Regions from separate parts of the Homo sapiens genome. Here regions 2, 3 and 4 are each linked to region 1. The links are chromatin contacts, found by Hi-C in ENCODE. All regions are on one chromosome and are shown on one strand. Each heading gives the region's core, a stretch centred on a gene start or an enhancer-like site at or near the end of the contact. The rest is flanking DNA. Distances are from core to core; before and after follow the strand shown. Region 1 holds the start of RPS6KA2 (ribosomal protein S6 kinase A2). Region 2 holds the start of PRKN (parkin RBR E3 ubiquitin protein ligase). Region 3 holds the start of CAHM (colon adenocarcinoma hypermethylated). Region 4 holds the start of C6orf120 (chromosome 6 open reading frame 120).

Region 1 (2,735 bases), core at 91-2,590:
CTGACCTCACCTCAGCCCGGATGCAGCATGACTTTAAAGCTCTTATTTAAGGACATTCTGACCTCTCTACCCACCTTAGCCAAAATAGACTACACAAGTATTAACGCAACATCTGACTAGTCCAGGGAGCAAAACAACGCGAGGATTTTGCAGTTCGCACTGCAAAAGAGCAAGCAAGACTTGTCAACTCACCACCGCACTCGTTTCTGCTCTTTGCAGGTGGTGATGGTGCTATGTCAATGGGCTCGGTTTCTCCCTGTTTTTAAATACAAACTCAACACGTGCACAAGAGGAAAACAGAGCAGGCTGCACGGGGTCGTGAGCCCGCATTCTCGGCCCTGCTGCAGCCCTTGGTGAGCATTTCTAGGAAAAAAAAGAAAAAAGTGTTTCCCTTTAAGGCGGATCCCGAGCGGCGCTGCCGCCAGCAGCGGGTCTGAGGGCCTTGCCCTAGACCCAGGTCACCCCGCCCGGGTATTCCCAGCGCGGGCCCTGATAAGCCATCTGTGTAGACGTTTCCTAGAGCGGGACCGGCTGCGGAGGGCGGATGCGTCTTTGTTCTGCAGCCGCGGGAGGGAGGCGCCCCGAGGGCTGCCTGAGCCCCCGCCCTCGGGCGCCTTTGTCCGCTCCGGCGGAGGGAAGGCGCCGGTTCCGCGGAGGGCGGCTCCTGGCCGAGCTGCAGGGCCCGCTGGCAGGCGGCGGTCCCTCGCTCGCTGTGCCGCTGAGGTTTTGGCTGCGTTTGCTGATCAACAATTAAAGTTTGGTTCGGCAGAGAAAAACATGATGACAAAGTGTGCATAGGGATGTTTTAAGGAAGGAAAACATAATGACGGCCCCAAGCTGGAAGAAAGAGCAGCCGGGCCGAAGTTGCGTGACAGGAACGCCCGCGACTGCGCGGCTCCGGAGCAGCTGCACAACTCGCCCGGGCCGGGAGCTGTCCCGGGCCGAGGCTCATTAGGTATGCGGCGGCTGCGGGCACTGATTGGCGGGCAGTGCTGTGGGCGGGGCCGTGGGCGGAACCGCGTGGGGGCGGGGCTGCACGGAGCTGGTTCTTGTAGGAAGGAGTAGAAAGAGGAGGAGGGATGGGCACCTGGAACCACAGGGCGGCGCTGATGATTGGAGGTATCGGCAGAGGCGGGGCTCTCCCGGGCGGGGCGGTGGGCTCTCATTGGCAGTGCTGGTGGTGGGTGGGAACGGGAGGGGTGGTGAGCGCTGATTGGCCGTAGTGGCGGGGCGGGGCGGAGGAGGAGGAGGTGTGCGTGCCGGGGCGCGGAGCGGCGGGCGCTGATTGGTGGTAGTGGTGGTGGGCGTGGTGTAGGCGTGGCGCGTGGCCGGCGCTGGTACTCGCAGGGGAGGCGGAGAAGGAGGCGGAGGGAGCGATTGTGGCCCCGGCCGCGGTGGCCGGCGCGGCCTGCCCTTTGTGACCGCAGCTCGCGCCCCACGCCCCGCGCCCATGGCCGCCGTGCCGGGCTCCCTGGCCACGCGTGCCCGCCCGCGGACCTGAGCCCCGCGCCTGGGATGCCGGGGATGCGCGTCCCCCGGCCCTGCGGCTGCTCCGGGCTGGGCGCGGGGCGATGGACCTGAGCATGAAGAAGTTCGCCGTGCGCAGGTTCTTCTCTGTGTACCTGCGCAGGAAGTCGCGCTCCAAGAGCTCCAGCCTGAGCCGGCTCGAGGTAATGCGGCCGCCCTCGGGGCGCGCAGGTGCCGGGCACTGAGCGGGCCGTGGTCGCCCGAGCCCGCCTCGCCACCCCTGGGTGGACCCCGAGACCCGTCAGGGAGTTCAAGTTACTGGAAAGCTGGTCCGGTTCCGAAAATCGAACCAAACGGCTCCAAACGTTATCGCTGGGACTCCGTAGTAATTGGGCGGTCCGTGGGTCCTCGCGGGGGCAACTCCACCCCCACTGCATTTCCAGCTGGTTTCTCCGCCGCTGGCTGCACGGGGTGTGGGATGGTCCCCTGTGGGCCACAGGGAGCCCCGGGTGAGGAGGGGCTTTCTCTGCAGCTAGACCGCCGAGTGGCGCGGAGCGCTCCGCGGGGGTCCCTCAAAGTCCCGAGTGGAGAAGCCCCCCAGCTCCGCCCTCCGAGGCGCTGATCAGGTGCTGTCTGCCGTGCCCGGCCGGCAGGTTCCACCTTATCTTGTAGCTCATTCGTGCACTTGAAGTCAGTGTAGAATTCACAGAACGGGGAAGAACAGGCAGCAGCACAATCTGCTTAGGCGTCTAAAACGGCGTTCAGGAGTAAAGAGCCTGATGCAATATCCTCGCAGCGCCGAGGCTGATACAGATTCGTCCTGAAAACCCAGAGTACTCCCAAAGCCCTGTCCTTTCTACCTGTCCCGCATCTTGGCATCTTAGAGTTTCCTTGTGGACGGTTCTCTCGTGGTGTGTTTTATTTCAACCATCAAATCTTATTCTCTTATTCCCAGTGTCCAAATCACATTGTTGAATCTATAGATGACAAAACAGTGAAACGTGTTTAAGTGAAAAAGACATGGTGATGGGGAGACTGAGGCTGGGACCCAAAGATTTCGCCTGACACTGTCCCGCCTTTGCCTCAAGGCTGGCACCTGTGGGGTTTTGGTTGGTTTGTTTCAGCTGGAACAATCTCAAATGTTTCATCTTGGTTTTCTTTGTCCCAGCTGCCATGATATTAGACACAGACATGGGTTCTGTAACCATTGAGAGACCTGAGGAATAGACAAAAAAGTAGAAGAGAATTACTTGTTTAAAAAGTTTCTC
Region 2 (2,735 bases), core at 123-2,622, 3.9 Mb after region 1:
ATCATGCAGACAGCTAAAATATTTGTATATATTTTTAATCTTTTTTCTCTAATGATACTTAGAATATTTTATTTTTATTACTACAAATAATAGAGATGAAATATGAATTGTATTAGTAGCAGAGATATATGAGCTAAAGCTTGTATTGTTTAAAGCACATCATCTTAAAAGGCCTGTCAGGAAACAGTGTTCATATTAAGTTGGCTTTCAGTACTCTAAGAAGATGACATCATTTTGTAAGAGACAAGTGTTGTTAGAGCAAATGCTAGGATATTCTAAAATTTCCTAGGTTGAAGTGAAGAAATTTCTCATTATAGATTATTTCATGAGTTTATGTTCCCGGTTGTATATCAGCTCATGTTAAATTTTGCAAGAGTTTATGATTTCTAAGAACTCACCTTCTATAAGGCCCTTTGCTGAGTGGGGCTAGTTAGGAATTAGTAAGTAAAGGGGATCTTTTTTCCTCGTGTAAATAGCTTAAGAGTAATTTTGGGCGGTCCAGAAACCATAAGTTATCAGGAAGGTGCTTATAAATGGGCAGAGTACATCACTTGCCCAAGATTCTAACAACCTAGCCTGCCCCCCACACACTGTGGGGCACCGTTTGCTACTTGCCAAGTAACTGCCTTTTTTGGCAAAGACCACCCAGGACATGGCTCAGAGTCCATCCTAAGGCTGGCCAACCTCTGTAAATCTCGTGTCCCCTGATTCAGAGCGAGTGCATTTAATTCAGGAAGATCACTTACGACTGAGTTTTTCATCATGGCTTTGACTGTGAAACCCTCAGAAACCAGAGAGTGAGGCTGGTGCACCGGGAGCGGCTGTTGTGCCAGCAGCTTGGTCCTCTTCGGCATCTTGTCTGGGCATTTGTTTAAGCTCAGGGTCTCTTTTTCTGCCACCATCTTCCTAGAAAATGTCTTGTTCTCATAAAAAGTGTAGTAAAAGAATCAGTGGGCTTTACGGATGTGAGCAGGAGGTCTGGAAAAAAATATCAAAAGGCGCGATAATGGTAGAAATTCAACCCCTCGTAGTGCCCAGGTTGATCCAGATGTTTGGCAGCTCCTAGGTGAAGGGAGCTGGACCCTAGGGGCGGGGCGGGAAGAGGGCAGGACCTTGGCTAGAGCTGCAACAAGCTTCCAAAGGTAAGCCTCCCGGTTGCTAAGCGACTGGTCAACACGGCGGGCGCATAGCCCCGCCCCCCGGTGACGTAAGATTGCTGGGCCTGAAGCCGGAAAGGGCGGCGGTGGGGGGCTGGGGGCAGGAGGCGTGAGGAGAAACTACGCGTTAGAACTACGACTCCCAGCAGGCCCTGGGCCGCGCCCTCCGCGCGTGCGCATTCCTAGGGCCGGGCGCGGGGGCGGGGAGGCCTGGAGGATTTAACCCAGGAGAGCCGCTGGTGGGAGGCGCGGCTGGCGCCGCTGCGCGCATGGGCCTGTTCCTGGCCCGCAGCCGCCACCTACCCAGTGACCATGATAGGTACGTGGGTACCTGCCAGGTACAGCCTCTCTGCGCCGCCCCACGCCCCGGTATGGCGCCACGCCCCGCCTCGGCCGACCAGGACCCCCGGTGCCAACTGTCAATGACGGGGCCAAAGTGCCCGTGCCGTCCCCGGCCCGCGCCGCCGGGCTCCCCAGCTCAGCGACGCGGGTCCGGGGCCCCAGTGTGTGCGTTCGAAGCCCTCGCCTGCCCGCCCCTGCTCTGAGCGTTCTCATGAAGACCGCCTCGACGGGGACGCCAGGCGGCCCCGCACCCCCGCTCCTCGTTCGCGGTCCCCCGGACCGTGTGGGGTCCCGAAGCCTTCTCCCCGCCGCCGCCCCTCACCTTCGCCCCGCCGCCGCCCCTCACCTTCGCCCCTCACCTCACTGGCCGGTTGTGGTGCGGTTCAGGACCCATCGAGACCCACTCTCTGTGGGGCTCTTTCAGGAAACCGCAGCAAAGCATTAAACTCTAATGGAAGGCACCTGGTGAGGGTGGCTGGCTCCACAGAAACTCCTCCAGATAGATCTAAACTTGCTCCCTCGGATGTTTCCTTTTAAACTTCTCATTGGAGGGCTGAGATGAAAGAAACATTAAGAGTAAATAGTAGCCAAGATTAAATCTATTGCCTTTTGCAAAATAACCTTTCTTTTTTTTTTTTGTAAAAGAACGACCGAGGTGCAAGTTTGTGAACGAAACTTAGTGGCATCAGAGTTGTTCATGAACACTTGATGTGTAAGATGAGCAAAGGTCCTCTCTTCCAGGGTTGTTGAGCCAAAAGTTACTTTAGGGGCTATCCCTGAAAATTAATGGAAATGCACCATATGTTTGAAAAACAGTGCTAGATGGGGTTTCATTATTGTGGAGGTTTCTCCAGGTTATGTATGGAGGGTTTAGTGAGCTTGTTTATTCCTGAGGAGGGTCCTTTACAAAACACTTTTGATTGCAGTAAGTACGTTCGAAGTCAGATGTGGTCTGTCCAGAAGAAAGATGAGAGGTGGATTTATAAAGTATATGATCTTTATGCACTGAAAACACTTCTTACATCTGTTTATTTGTGAAGTTATTGTTAAAATGTAAACATTCTCCCCATCAGTGGGAGAATCAAGCCAGCTAACTGGCATGGTCTTTGTGGTAAAACAAGAATGTTGTCCAACTTTTCTTCCCTTTCTAGCATGGTCTGACTTTTGGTGAATGACTTGAAAGTTAATCAAATTACGAAAAAAATATTTTTTATGAGTCTTCTTGAGCTCTTTTTA
Region 3 (2,735 bases), core at 163-2,662, 3.2 Mb after region 1:
GGGGCCGGGGCCCTGGAGACGCTCACCTTCGTCCAGCAGCCGCTCGAGGTGGTTGAAGATCCCGCAGAAGTTGGGCAGGCTGCTCATGAGCTTCTTGTCGTTCATCAGCTGCATCAGGTAATCTGGGGTGGGCTTCGGCTTCTCCTTCGTTTCCATTTCCCCGACCATATTCCAGGCTCCGCAGCTCACTCCGCCCGCCGCCGCCGCCGCCGCCGCCGGAGAGGAGGGAGGGGCGGGGGCGAGCCCCGGCCGCGGGCCGCTCGGGACCCGGCGTCCCGCTCCGCGCCGGCTCCCGCTCTGGCTCCCGCGCCGAGCCCCGGGGCGGCCGGCACCGCGCGCTCGCCCGCCCCCCGCAGGCACTTTCCGCCCGGGCCCGACGCGCTCCCAGCCGCCGCCGCTCTCGGCCGCCCGGCTCGGCGCGTCCCTCACGAGGCCGGCGGGCGGGCGGGAGGCGGGTCTCGGCTGGCCGAGTGCGGGCGCGGGGCGCGGGCTGCTGGCGCCGGACGAGGAGGAGCCGGGGCCGCCGCTCGCTCGGCTGGTCGAGCCCGCTCAGCGCCGCCGCCGCCTGTGCCGCGGGCTCGGGGGGTCTCTCTGGGCTGGTCCCCGCCGCGGCGCCTCTGCCGCTGCCGCCGCGCTCCGACTGCGCTCCTCCTCTTCCTCCTCCTCCTTCTCCTCCTCCTCCTCCTCACTCACTTGGCGGCGGAGTTCGCCTCAGTTCAGGCGGCGCTGCCAGCGGCGGCGGCAGCAGCGGCGGCGGCGGGGGGAGGGGCAGCGGCGCGGGGAGGGCCGGGGGCGGGCGGCGGGCGGGGCCGCGCAGGGCGGCCGTTAGCGGGTCCCGGCCGGCGCGCTCCCGCTGCCTGCTGCCCGCCGCCCCGCGACCGGGGCAGCCGCCGGCGCCGCGCCCCCTCCTCCCTGCCTCCCCGGCGGGGCGGGCGACGGGGGCAACGGGAGTGTGACGGACTGCGGCGCTCGGCGGGCCTGGGCGCAAGGACTGGGTCGCCGCCGTGCGGGGCGCCCGGGGCGGGTGGGTGTGGGCTGCGGGGCCGACGGCCGCGGGGGGGGCGCGGGGCTTTCCACGGCACGGGGCGGGTGGGGCTGCGGGCGCGGTCGGGGCTGGCGCGGCAGGCGAGAGGAATTCCAGCGGGACGCGCCAGCGCTGCCTCCGCCTCGCCTCCCGTTACTATAGTTTTTTCAGAACCTCTTATCCACCCCGCAGAAGAGAAATTTTTTTTTAACGTCCTGTTGCTTCACGGGGGACTTTCGGGGTGGGCATCACGTGGCCCGACACGTAGCCGTGGGGCTCCAGAGCGCGTGCGCGCGTCGAGCCCGGTCGCCACGCCCCTTCCGAGGGTCGCTCCGCCCCCGTCGGGCCCCGCGAGCGCGCGGTGGGGGAGGGGAGGGCCCCGGAGCGCGCCTGCGTGGGGCGGGGGCGGCAGCCGACTAGGGGCTGGGTCTGGCCGTTTAGGGCCGGGTCTTGGCCCGTCGCCCACGGTGCGGAGGGCTGGTGGGCTTTCCTTGGCCGTCGGGCCCGCCACGGCGCGGGTCTTGGCTGCGGGGCGGAGGTGGGGCGGGAGAGCCGAGGATAAGAGTTTGAGGCTTTTCGAGGCGCGTGCCGCGGCGTCCGCCTCTGCGGGACTCTGCGCCGGGCGCCCTCGGCCGGCGCGCCCGGCTCCCGCTTTGTCGCCGAGGGAAGCACGCGCGACGCCCCTCCCGTCGCCGCCGTGGCTTCTTTCGGTGTTCGTGATTTGCTGAGAGGCTGGAAAGCAGCACGGCGGAGAGGAGCCTTGCACTCGCCAGGCGGGAAGCCTGCGCGGACACGCGTGCGCACCCACGGGGCGGCGGGCGGGCGTGGGGGGTCCGGGCCACGCGGGCGACGCGCCTCTAGGGAAGCGATCTTGTTGCACCTTCCCGTTATTCTGAAAGCAAATCGTAGCCAGACCCGAGCGCAGCGGCTTAGCAAATAATAAGGGGAGCGTCAGTCGTGCTCGAAATGCTTCCTTCGCGATGGCGTCAGTGTTCCGTGAGGGAATGAAGCCGCAGTAGGAAATAAAGAGGCTGTGCGCGTAGTCTGAAAAGCAGAAGTCAACATTTTTACAGATGAAGAAAGAATACGGAGGCAAGAGGTCTTTCTCTGCAGTTTGGTGGATTTCCAACATTTAGACTTGTTTGGAAGAATTTCCTCAGCTGCACCAATGAAGTCCTTGATCTATAGAAGTCGGCAGTCCCTAAATCTACGTCTGCATTTTGTTGCAAATCCTTTATAACATTCCATTAAAATAATGCAGAGTTATTTAATATCCAGTTGGCCATCGTGAGAGTAATTCGCGGCTGAGATTTTGTTAATCATTCTGTCTTCTGACTTAACAGTGAACGTAGGTGATTTTTTTTGTAAAATGTTGCTTCACATGAATTGTGAGAATCACCTCTAAGTTTGAATTGTACTGAAGGCACTATAAGAATTTCAAATGAACGCTGAGTAGCCAGTAGCCTTCTGGCCTTTTCGTTTAACAAGCACAGAGTTCGTTTTTAAAATTAAGTTACTTTGACAGAGGAAATGTAATAGCCTTGGTAGACAACATTAAAAATGTAACTGTCAGATGTTTTAAAGTCTCCAACAGCCGTATCTGTTTTAGAGCCATAGAATATTTACTTACTGAATTGCCTGTTTAAAGATGAACTTTCTAAATGCAGGGAATAGTAACTTGCAAAAAAGCTATGGTCTCTAAGTAATGAAG
Region 4 (2,735 bases), core at 111-2,610, 3.1 Mb before region 1:
AGGCTTTAGTCCAGGCTCAGGGAAGTGTACGTAAATCATTTCCAACTTGATTTTAGTAACTCTTGAAAACTTACACCAACTTCGGTTAGAATCTCCAGAGTAAAATTACAAAGTTATCAACCTTTTGATTTGTGTCACAGCATGAAAGGTTGCTCTATTTTATATAAACCTGTTACTGCAATCATTTTTAGTCAACCTGCCTAATGAAAATGGAGTCTAAACACTTTGTGCACAGTCCTTTTATAGGAATTATGATCTTTAAAATACTGTGCTTGCTGCTTTTCCTATTTTTGGGGTAACTGAGGTAACAAAACTGCGTATGGCTTTATTTTTCCATCCCTTGACTAAAGGTACCTAGAACTTCAACCAAGTACAAGTAGCAAGGTTCACAGCAAACTGCAATCAGCTTCACAGATGGAGGGTTTTATATCCCAGAGTGTGGTCAACGACTCAAAAGAGAATTTCAAGTACCAGTTTCAAAATGCTAATTAATATCGTCCAGAGAACAGATTCCTCCTCTTGCGAGGCGTCTTCCGGGGCACCAGCGTGCTTCTGGCCGGCATCTGCGCCGTCGGCGGGGTAGGCGGCCTCGCCGAACGGGTGCTGCTCGACCGTGCCGTCGTAGTACACCTTCATCTCGAACTCGCTCTCCAGGTGGGAGGGGTGTCCATAGACGCCGATGCCCACTGGGCGCCGGAAGTGCGCGGGGATGGACACGGCGTCCGGGCCGCAGGTGGCCGATTGCAGCTCGTAGTCGTCGAAGCTGGGGTGCAGGCTGCTGGCGGAGACGTACAGATCCGCATCTCCCTTGAGGCTGCGCATCCTGAGGACTATCTTGCCCTCGTGGTTCAGCCGCAGGTAGCTGTAGTTCCCGGCGCCTATCTGGCCCTGGACGACGTGCAGGAGCACCCACTCCTCGGGGACCTCCTCCTCGTCCGCGCAGCTTCCCGGAGACAGGACCTGCGAGGCTAGGAGCAGCAGCAGGGCCGTCGTCCAGGGCGCGGCCCTCCCGCGGGGAGCGGCCATGGCTGGCGGCTCAGCTCCGGGGCCTGCAAGTGGGTCAGTGCTGCTGGGGACACCGGAGGCGCTCAGCACCGGAGCCTGTCCCCGCCGTCCGCACGCGGGTCCACGGCGCGTCCAGGCGCCTGGTCTGTCGCTGGGACTGTCCCTTCCCACCCGCGTGAGGCCCCGGGGAGGAGGGGTGGGTTAACCCCTCCCCCGTAGCGCGGCGCCCACTCAGGGCAGGGGCAGGGGCAGGGGCAGGGCCGCTGTGGCACCCTCGGACTCACCACCACTCCCCGCAGGGGGCCGCGCTTTATACATCCGGACCCGAGGCCGGAGCCTCGCCGGAGGCGGAAGTGACGCTAGGTCCGTAAGTGAGCCGGCCGGAAGCGAGGCTTCTCCAGCTGTCGCGAGATAGCGAAAGGGGCGTGGGCGCGAGGGGCGGCGGGCTAGTAACCATAGCGGCTCGCGTGGGTCGGCTGGCAAGTAACCATAGCGGCGAGCGTGGGGCGGAGTGTGGCTCGGTAGTCCTCTGCGTGCCCTCCTGGGAGCTGGGTGCTGTGAGTCCTCCCCTAGCGGGCTGGTCTCGGCGCGGAGTCGGCGCCGAACCCGAGCTGCTGCTCTGGGGCGTGTGCCTAGGGCGCAGGGCTGGAGCGCGGGGGCTGCGCGGTTGCTCGCGGCTCCGCTGAGGTCTCTAGGAAAGGGGGCGATTTGAGGGTTCCGCCGTGACCGCTTCCAACGGCGGACACGCGCGCTCTGGACCAGAGCCGTTGCCCGCTGTCTCGTCACCCGAAGCCTCCTCCTGACGCCGTGCTAGTGCGAGGGTCTCCAGGGGAATTCGGGGCACAAGTCGGGCCGGAGCATCCGGGCGGCCGCTTGAGATCGGCGCTTTGAGAACTGAGCGCATGTGGAGTTCGGAGGAAAAGGGCTCAGGTGGTTATTTTAATTAAAGCAGCTGTGTATAAGGAGCACTCAGATCTCTTTAAAAGATTCAGTAGTTTAGGAACGAACCAGGGCTGTAGAAATGCCCGGCCTCCTGCACCTCCCGTCGGTTCTGAGCTCCGAGGGCGGGAGCGTGGACCCTGAGGGCTCGTTAATTATGCCCCACTGGCCTTTCAACCTGCGTGGTAACTACCAGGCTAGGTTTTCCTAACTCGAGCCAAACAGCAAGTTTCTGACTTGATTATCACTAAAAGAGAAAAATTTCGATCTTTTCTAATCAGAAGGGAGTAATTTTCTCTTTTTAAAAATATTCGTATGTACATTAAAAAAACGGAAATGCACAGGATTTTATCAGTGGTACTCCTCGAGTAGTAGAGTTTTCATCTTTTTATGTATTTCTAAATTTTCTACAATTTACACACACTGCTCTGTACCAGTAAAGGAGTATTAACTCTACAGCTTCCAGTTTATCTGGGATTACTATCTTGTGTTTACTGACTTAACTTTAAGACTATGGTATCTTTAGCAATCACTTGTCACTGCCTTTTCCTGAAGTGCTTACCTAGTGTTAGGTGCACTAGAATCTCACTAAAATAATAAATTTAGTTTATTTTCCCTGACTTGTTCTGTGCATGTATGTACATGGATATTCCTGGGGATATCCTGTGACATTGATTATCCCCTAGGGTTGGCACAGCAGGGAGAGGAGGTAGGGATAAAAAACTTTATTATTTCTGCATTGTTTAAATGTTTTGTATTGTATTGCTTTTGTAATTCAAAAAAATGTTAAA

The links. A loop is a pair of places that touch in the nucleus more often than their neighbours do. Pooled maps may share reads with other maps.
Region 2: a map of naive thymus-derived CD4-positive, alpha-beta T cell shows a loop between it and region 1 (23-fold over the local background). The contact joins the promoter of PRKN here to the promoter of RPS6KA2 in region 1. A Hi-C loop is called at or near these places in 1 of 168 maps with a recorded cell type or tissue (naive thymus-derived CD4-positive, alpha-beta T cell), 1 of 37 single-sample maps with no recorded cell type and 9 of 50 pooled maps.
Region 3: a loop to region 1 is called in a map of B cell, with 24 times the contacts of the local background. The contact joins the promoter of CAHM here to the promoter of RPS6KA2 in region 1. A Hi-C loop is called at or near these places in 3 of 168 maps with a recorded cell type or tissue (B cell, CD8-positive, alpha-beta T cell and naive thymus-derived CD4-positive, alpha-beta T cell), 1 of 37 single-sample maps with no recorded cell type and 11 of 50 pooled maps.
Region 4: a map of CD8-positive, alpha-beta T cell shows a loop between it and region 1 (7-fold over the local background). The contact joins the promoter of C6orf120 here to the promoter of RPS6KA2 in region 1. A Hi-C loop is called at or near these places in 1 of 168 maps with a recorded cell type or tissue (CD8-positive, alpha-beta T cell), 1 of 37 single-sample maps with no recorded cell type and 11 of 50 pooled maps.

The regions. Positions count from the first base shown.
Region 1 is chr6:166,625,856-166,628,590 of GRCh38, reverse strand. RPS6KA2 (ribosomal protein S6 kinase A2) reads left to right here and starts at 1,340. Exons shown (of 21, transcript NM_021135.6): 1 at 1,340-1,670. The coding sequence starts at 1,572. RefSeq lists silencers at 581-640, 891-1,060, 1,121-1,470.
Region 2 is chr6:162,726,403-162,729,137 of GRCh38, reverse strand. It overlaps PRKN (parkin RBR E3 ubiquitin protein ligase), which reads left to right and starts at 1,372. Exons shown (of 12, transcript NM_004562.3): 1 at 1,372-1,476. The coding sequence starts at 1,470. It overlaps PACRG (parkin coregulated), which reads right to left and starts at 1,164. Exons shown (of 5, transcript NM_001080379.2): 1 at 747-1,164. The coding sequence starts at 902. RefSeq lists silencers at 1,544-1,765, 1,255-1,794.
Region 3 is chr6:163,412,627-163,415,361 of GRCh38, reverse strand. It overlaps CAHM (colon adenocarcinoma hypermethylated), which reads left to right and starts at 1,412. Exons shown (of 1, transcript NR_037593.1): 1 at 1,412-2,297. QKI (QKI, KH domain containing RNA binding) reads right to left here and starts at 644. Exons shown (of 8, transcript NM_006775.3): 1 at 27-644. The coding sequence starts at 168. It overlaps LOC124901234 (basic proline-rich protein-like), which reads right to left. Exons shown (of 4, transcript XM_047419614.1): 2 at 1,277-2,735; 3 at 694-1,113; 4 at 186-397. The coding sequence starts at 2,156. The coding sequence ends at 186. RefSeq lists silencers at 16-65, 316-1,135, 1,226-2,005 and enhancers at 86-739, 740-1,392.
Region 4 is chr6:169,700,751-169,703,485 of GRCh38, reverse strand. It overlaps C6orf120 (chromosome 6 open reading frame 120), which reads right to left and starts at 1,360. Exons shown (of 1, transcript NM_001029863.3): 1 at 1-1,360. The coding sequence starts at 1,026. The coding sequence ends at 451. WDR27 (WD repeat domain 27) reads left to right here and starts at 1,457. Exons shown (of 26, transcript NM_182552.5): 1 at 1,457-1,935. RefSeq lists a silencer at 994-1,363 and enhancers at 1,414-1,503, 1,824-1,903.